2 separate regions of the Mus musculus genome follow, and region 1 is linked to region 2. A link is a contact called in ENCODE Hi-C or POLR2A ChIA-PET data. All regions are on one chromosome and are shown on one strand. The core of a region is the stretch at or near the end of the contact, and the rest is flanking DNA. Distances in the headings are between cores, read along the strand shown.

Region 1 (3,314 bases), core at 715-3,214, 1.1 Mb before region 2:
GAGGAAAGCCTAAAAACCATTTAGAACTGGGCCCGATACACAACTAGCTTACTTATCCATTATGAAACTACTTTTGATTTAAATTAAAAAAAAATCAGCGTATAAGAAAGAGAAGTGATTGGTGTATAACTTGGTGTAGTGTATTAATATAATTTAGCATTTAATAAGGACAGTGAGTACACAATGGCAATCTGCCTAAGGTTTAGAGAATAGCAGCCCATCATTTCATCAAAAGCATTGTAGTCAGTTCTGCAAAATTAATTGCAACTAATTCTGGTAACTCGTGGAGTTAAGTCTAGACTTGCATGAACACTTTAAAACATTTCCAAAGTGCTTCCTTTGGGTGCACACAAACTAAGACCTGGACCTTTTATGGAATAAAGACCAAGACAAGGAAGGGGTGTCCAGAACAGCAGGAAAATGAGTAAGTTTATCTCTTCTGCTGATATGGATAAGGGGAATTAATCTCTTCCAGAAGACTAGAAGGACTTAACAGCAAATTAAGCCAGCCTTGTAACCACAGCTCTTACTACAAACCTTCAACTCCTTAAACTGATTTTCTCAAGGTTAAAATATCGAAGTAGACAAAATTGTGTGCTGGCGGCAGGGGTCGATCTTACCACCACTAGCTGTACTCAATTCTAAAATGTTCTCCTTAGACTCAAACCACAAGATGTTTCATAAACTTACACTGAATTCTCATGGAAGATTTCACACTTCAGATGTATGGTTTTTGGAAACAATTCTTTTCAGGTGTTCCAATAAATTTTCAGTATTTTAACCGACGGCTTTCATCATATATAGCCCCCACTCCATGAAATTACCGGCCTAAATTTAACCAAAACTATCCGTAAGTTATTTTCAGGAGTGAACGAGGCAGCCACATATTGATACATAACGTCTGGGCTCTCCTGACAGGTGATGCAAACACAAGTTTGTAGAAATTGGAAGTTGTTTACAATGATGCCATTTTCCTAAATTCCCGTTACTCTGATGGAGGCAAGTTTTTCCAGATTACAACCAAACCCGCACGTGCAAACTAGAAAGTTAGCGTCTTCGGGCCCCCAGAAGAAACTCCCTAACCTACAAAGGCAACGGCGGCCGCGGCGCAGCGAGGCGGCTCGGGGGAGCCCCGGGTCGGCCTCGGAGGGCCTCGACCCCAGGAAGCTGGCAGCGCGCACAGGGTCCGCCCGGGGCCCGCTGCTCGCGGCTAACGCGGAGGACGGGGAGGGAAGGCGCGGGAGCTAGAGGCGTACTCGGCCCTGGCCGGCTCGGCCGGATGGGCGCGCGGGGCAGGCTGGGCTGCGACGGCGCGGGGCGGGTGTCCGGGGCGGAGACCCCAGCCCCGCCGAGCGCAGGGCCCGCGACTCCCACCCCCAGCGCCAAGATGGCGACGTGGACCGCGGGGGAGCCCGGCGCGTGAGGCTGGGGGGGACGGAAGGGGAGCGGAGACAAAAAAAAAAAAAAAAAAAAAGCCAGTCCACGGAACGCGGCGGCCCGGCTTACTTTTTCTTCTCGTTCTCGCCGCCGGCGCCCTCCATGGCGAATCGGTGCCCGCGTTGTCTTCCCGGCCGGCGGCCCCCGGGCTCGCTCGGGCCTAAACGCCGGCTCTGTCCGCGCGCGCGGAGAAAGAGACAAGTCCAGAGGCGGGGTGGGAGGCGGGACGCCCCCCGGGACGGCGAGGCGGGAGCTGCAGGCTGCGCTCGCTGAGCTCCGGCTCGGGTTCCTAGGCGCTCCTCCGGCTAGCTTGTCAAGGCCTGGCTAGACACTGCCCGCGACGGCGGCGAGGACAGTCCTCGCGTCCCCTCAGCCGAGGAGGCTCTGTGCACTGAGGCGCTGAAGCAGCGGCAGGGGGCGGGCAAGGGCGGAGGCGCGCTCGGGCGCGCGGCGAGGGGAGGGAAAAGCCGAGGGGTGCGCGCGCCCGCTCAGCACCCAACGCGCGCGCCCGCGGGCCCGCCTCACCTGAGCGGAGGCGGGTTCCCGGAGAGCCAATGGTGAAGGACGCAGGCGGCCAGGCCCCACCCCAGCCCACGTTGCTCTCAGCCAATCAGGAGGAGGTCAGCTGAGCCCCAGCTGGGACGAGCTGCCCCGCTCACGTGCTTGTCTGTGTGCAGCTAGGGAGGGAAGAAAAAGGGGCGAGCGACGGGTGCGGCTGAGCCCAGGTCTGGGGGTGGGGGGGTCTCTGCACCTTCAATGGAAAGCTGCGTCTGGCTTTGGGAGGCGCTGCTGGAGCGAGTGGGCTGCCAAGCTTGGGTCCGAGCCTGGCTCGCACCGCCCCGGCTCTCTATAGAGTTCTCTGAGGCTCGCTTACTCCTTAGCTGCGTGGCTGGACCCGGTCGCCGCCCATCCCGCCCGAGTTTCCAGTTGAAAAAAAAAAAGCCAACTTTGCGTTCTGGCAGCCAGCCCCCCTGATGTTAGAGTGGGGTCCCTCCTTCCCAGGTGACCGACACCACTCAGTCTCCAGTCTCCGCTCTTTGCTACACAACAAGGGAAGTCTCCAAGTGATTAAGATTTTCTGGGCCAAAGTTTGACTACTGAGCAAATGCAGATAAAAATATAAAACAAATCCGTCTTGCCAAACCTCTCAAGGGGAGGGAAGTTGCAGGGCCATTTAAAAATAAACTATCTTAAGCATTTACAAATAAACAACAGCTTCAATAAGTGAGAGCACAAGCCTGAATTTGACAAGACAGGAAAAGGCATTGAATAGACTTATTTTGCTTTCATGTTGCTTTAAAAACTGACAAAGATCATCTTAAATGGATGCAGAAAAGGTGCAAGAATTGTTTCAGACTGAGTTTAGTTCACTGTTTAGACTGAAAGAAGAACAAGTCCTTCAACCTACAGACCTTGACAGGACTGCTCACCGGCTATGCTGGGAGCTATGGATTAAAGCCATCATTTTTAGTCGGTCTTTGGAAGCATAAATGTTAGGTCTGTGGGTATGGTGTGTGTTTGTTTTAAAAGTATTCCAAGCCCAACAAAGGAACACTTCGTGCCCGTGTGTGTACACACACACACACACACACACACACACACACACACACGTGTTATAGACACAACTGAGTCTGAATCTGGGGTCTCTGAAACTGACCTGACACTAGACTGTTTAGTATCTCTTCTTTGCCTTGTTAGTACATTGTTACAATCTAACTTTGGGTTGTATAATAATGTAGATATCTATGGTACATTTAAATTGCATTCAAATCCAAAAACAATGCCCTCTAGAAATACACATAATGTCCAGGTCTAATAAGACAATAAACAATGCATGAAGCAACTCAATACTCATAAAGATATGATTACAGCTGGAG
Region 2 (3,616 bases), core at 602-3,101:
CTTGCACATATAGTTCATTATAATTTCAAGGTATTACTGCTGTAAGCTTCTAGGTTAAAAGCAGTCATCCCAACATAGCTGACTGTTCAATCAGGTATATACAAGACAAGTGAGGAGAACTTGGTCTTGCACCATTCAAGAGGCCCCGAGCTAAATCTATCCCCAGCAATGCAAAACAAACAAACACACACACACACAAAAATGCAGCCCAGAACTGTAGCACTGGGAAGATGATCTGCTTTGTGCTTCAAATTATTAAACAGTCAAGCAGACATTAAGGCAATAAAGGCGGTATTGAAGATAAGTATGTGGGTGTGTGCTCACTATCTTTCTGGTCCTTAGTTTCCTCATCTGTAACTACAGAAATAATCTTTGGCAAAGGCCCAGAATACAGAAAAGGTTAAAGGGAGGTGAGAACCAAGCACTATGTAGTGAGCCCTCAGAAACCCTAAAATCCTAAGGCCCAGAAAACAATCATTTAAGTTCTATGATTCTTCAGCAGGCTTCTCCTCCATCCAGTAGTAGTCATGTTTGAAATCTGAAAGCCAGGGTTTAAAAAGATTGTTTTTGTTTTTTTCTCTGAACCGTGGAAAACTACTCATTTTCGTAACGTCAAAATCATTTATTCTTCTCAAACAATGCCAATCTCCTTATACTCTAACCGCGCGGTTAAAAATATACCAGGAGCATTATTCCAACTATCAGGAAACTTGGGGTGGGGGCGGCATCGTAGATTGCTTAGACTCTGACCTTTGTGGATTTCTAAGTATCGTGTAGTGTTTGAGAAAAGAGAAAAACACTTTGGATGATGAAATTTGCAAAAGATCTAAAACTCCAGTTGGCAGAAGGCTCTCCACAGCCAGCTGTCTTTCAAGAAGGGGATCCGAGTGTGTTTACAACCTACAAGCAGAAGGGAGCCAAGCCTAAACTAAACTCTAACATAAAGAACTTTCCTCCAATATATCAGGCCAAAATGATGCAAAACCTGTAGTTTACTTCAATGGGTTTGCTCCAAGCCGGAATAATGAATGAAATGGAGGCATCACTACTGAGTTGGGGGCCTCACTTTCAACCCAGCGGGTGAGTCTCCAAATCCAGTGAACTCACGGGCTGATCTGCTTCAAGGGGAGACCCCGCTGCAGGCTCCCCGAAAGTTCCGCGGCCGCCAGTGTCCGCCCCGCCCGGCCGAGGGTCGCGCCCCCTCCCAGCCGCCGCACACACCCCGCCTCCGCCCCCGCCGCGTGTTAACCCCTCGCCACCCGGCGCGGGCTCGGGGAGGAGGCCGCCCAGGGGGTGGAGTTGTCGCGTCTCCTCCCGGGATCGCCCGGGCAGACGCCCGGCTTGTTTACAGGCCCCAGGCCTGGCCGCCGCCGCACAGGCCCTCCGCCCGCCCGCCCTCGCCCTCTTCCTCGCCCTCGCGCCGCGCTTACCCGGAGCAGCCGCGGGCGGGCGGGTCCCTCGGTCGGCCGGGGCGGCGGTGGCGACGGCGGCCGGGCACGGGGTCCCGCGACGGCGGCCGGGCCCGGGCGGAGGAGGGGAGGAGCCGGGCTGGGTCCGGGCCCCCGGCTCTCGGAGCCCTCGCGGCTCAGATCATCCGGGCGTCGGAGCGGGAGGCAGAGAGCGGGGCCCGCGGGAGGCGGAGGAGGCGCCGAGGACTCATCGCTTTCCGCCCCACCTGCCTGGGCCCCCCTCCCCCCGCCCCAGCCACCCGATCCCGAGCTGCGGACCCGGCCGGCGCGGAGACCACGGCGTTCTAGCTCCTGCGCGCGCTCCCGCCCCTAGCGCCGCCACCGCCGCCGCCTCTAGCGCGGCCCCGCGCACGCGCGCTCTCGACACCGCTGCCCCTCGCCCGGCCCCGCCCCGCCCCGCGCCGCCGTTTCCCCCACCCCCGGCCCTGCAGCTGCGGCGCGGCCCATGGGCTGGAGAGACCCGGATGTGGGAGGGCCGGAACTGCGGCTTGGGCGGGGGAGGGGCGGCGGTGACGTCACTGCCCTGCGCTGCTCCTCAGGTCGCTGCCGCGGGCCGATCCCTAGGGAGCGTGGACGTCCTGGGTGCGAGCCAGGCGCGCGGCCTTCGCGCTAGGGCGCAGAGGGCCTCTCCAAACCCGGCTGTCGTCGTCGTCCGCACCCGACTCTTACACCTGCCTACGGACGCCGGTCTCCAGGTGCAGTCTCGGTTAGCGCCCGGCACAGGGGACTCAGCCTGCCCCTTCGACCCCACGAGGCGCACACGAGTGCCGCGGCCATACCGCAGACGTGCGTGTGCAAACCGTTCACGCCTTGGGACACGTGCCTAGCTAGAGCTTCTCGCGGGTTGTCCCCGAGTCCCTGCAGGGATTCCGAATTGTATTTATGTGCACGTTACGGGGTCACGTGATTCGGGCTCAACGGGCACCTCCAAAGACCTCCAGTGGGGCTAATGGAACCGAGGGTTTTTCAAAATCTAGAGGATAATCAGAAACGTGACAGCTGCTTTCACGGAGAGCTAGAGATGAGCAAAAGGTAACTGCACGTGCAGGCGGCCAAAATCCAGTTTAGCTAGCTCGACCACAGAAAACCCGACCCACGCTGCTTGCCGACGCCGGGATAGAATGACAAACCCTAGGCAGCCAATGAATCAGAGCTGGAAAGCAGTACATCACCAGTATGAGTTCCCATTGGTTGGGTGTGCCTTCCCAGCTTTTCAGTCACCAGCTTAACCCTTACAACCAAATTCGCAGGAATAGAAGTTTAAGAGAGATTCTGATATAATACAAAGAAAAAGCATATATTCCGCTGAAATAGGCTAATGCTTTAAAAAAAAAAATACTAAAACTATTAGCCAAATTGAGTTCAGACCAGTAACAAGATTAATTTCAGTAAGGCCTTCCCCTTTTCTCTGGTGCTTACTGCAGTTTGCCACCCCGCTACTTCGTGTCTCTTATAAACCACTCCATTGTCTTGACTCTTAGATCAAATACAACCTGCTTTTGCCGGCTGTCATCCCGCAAACTATTTCTCTATTTTGGATGTTGTGGTAACCATTTCTGATATTTTCACCACGACTTATGGAAGATGATTCCCTTTTCTTCACTTTTACACCTGACATCAATGGCAGGACCACATGTGAGACTGCCAATTCCCAGCAGACACTATCTTCACTGACCCTCCAAATCACTCAGTATTTTGGGAATACGATGAATTTGTAGCACCTCCAGGTATATAAAGTAAAAATAAAATTCACTATACAGTTCTTAATTCTTTTCTATACAAGTGCAGAAATAAATGAAATTAGGTGCGAAATCTTTTAATGAAATGCTGTTTTATTATTATATACAATATGTTGTTTAGGTTTTGTTAAGTGGGGATGCTGAGGATTAAAACCATGTCAAGTCCTCAACCATTAAGCTCTGTCCTCAGCCCTGGTTAGGGTTTTTGTTATGTGCTTGTTTTGTTTTTGAGACAAGGTCTCTATGTAGTGCTTGCTGGCCTCAAACATACAAGGATCCTCCCAGACTGCCTCTGGATTGCTGATAGTACAAGCATGTGCCACCATACCTGACTCAATTCTTAGTACTACTATTAATACTTAAAACAAGTTACTGCACGATGGGCATACAAAAGTCATGTTGTGACAG

The links. A loop is a pair of places that touch in the nucleus more often than their neighbours do. ChIA-PET counts read pairs that join two places held with the same protein, here RNA polymerase II (POLR2A).
Region 1: a map of left cerebral cortex shows a loop between it and region 2 (3-fold over the local background). The contact joins the promoter of Hif1a here to the promoter of Ppm1a in region 2. A Hi-C loop is called at or near these places in 1 of 37 maps with a recorded cell type or tissue (left cerebral cortex). POLR2A ChIA-PET finds 5 or more read pairs at or near these places in 1 of 5 experiments (Patski).

What each region holds. Positions count from the first base shown.
Region 1 is chr12:73,906,517-73,909,830 of GRCm38, reverse strand. It overlaps Hif1a (hypoxia inducible factor 1, alpha subunit), which reads right to left and starts at 1,964. Exons shown (of 15, transcript NM_010431.2): 1 at 1,507-1,964. The coding sequence starts at 1,541.
Region 2 is chr12:72,759,446-72,763,061 of GRCm38, reverse strand. Ppm1a (protein phosphatase 1A, magnesium dependent, alpha isoform) reads right to left here and starts at 1,851. Exons shown (of 6, transcript NM_008910.3): 1 at 1,431-1,851.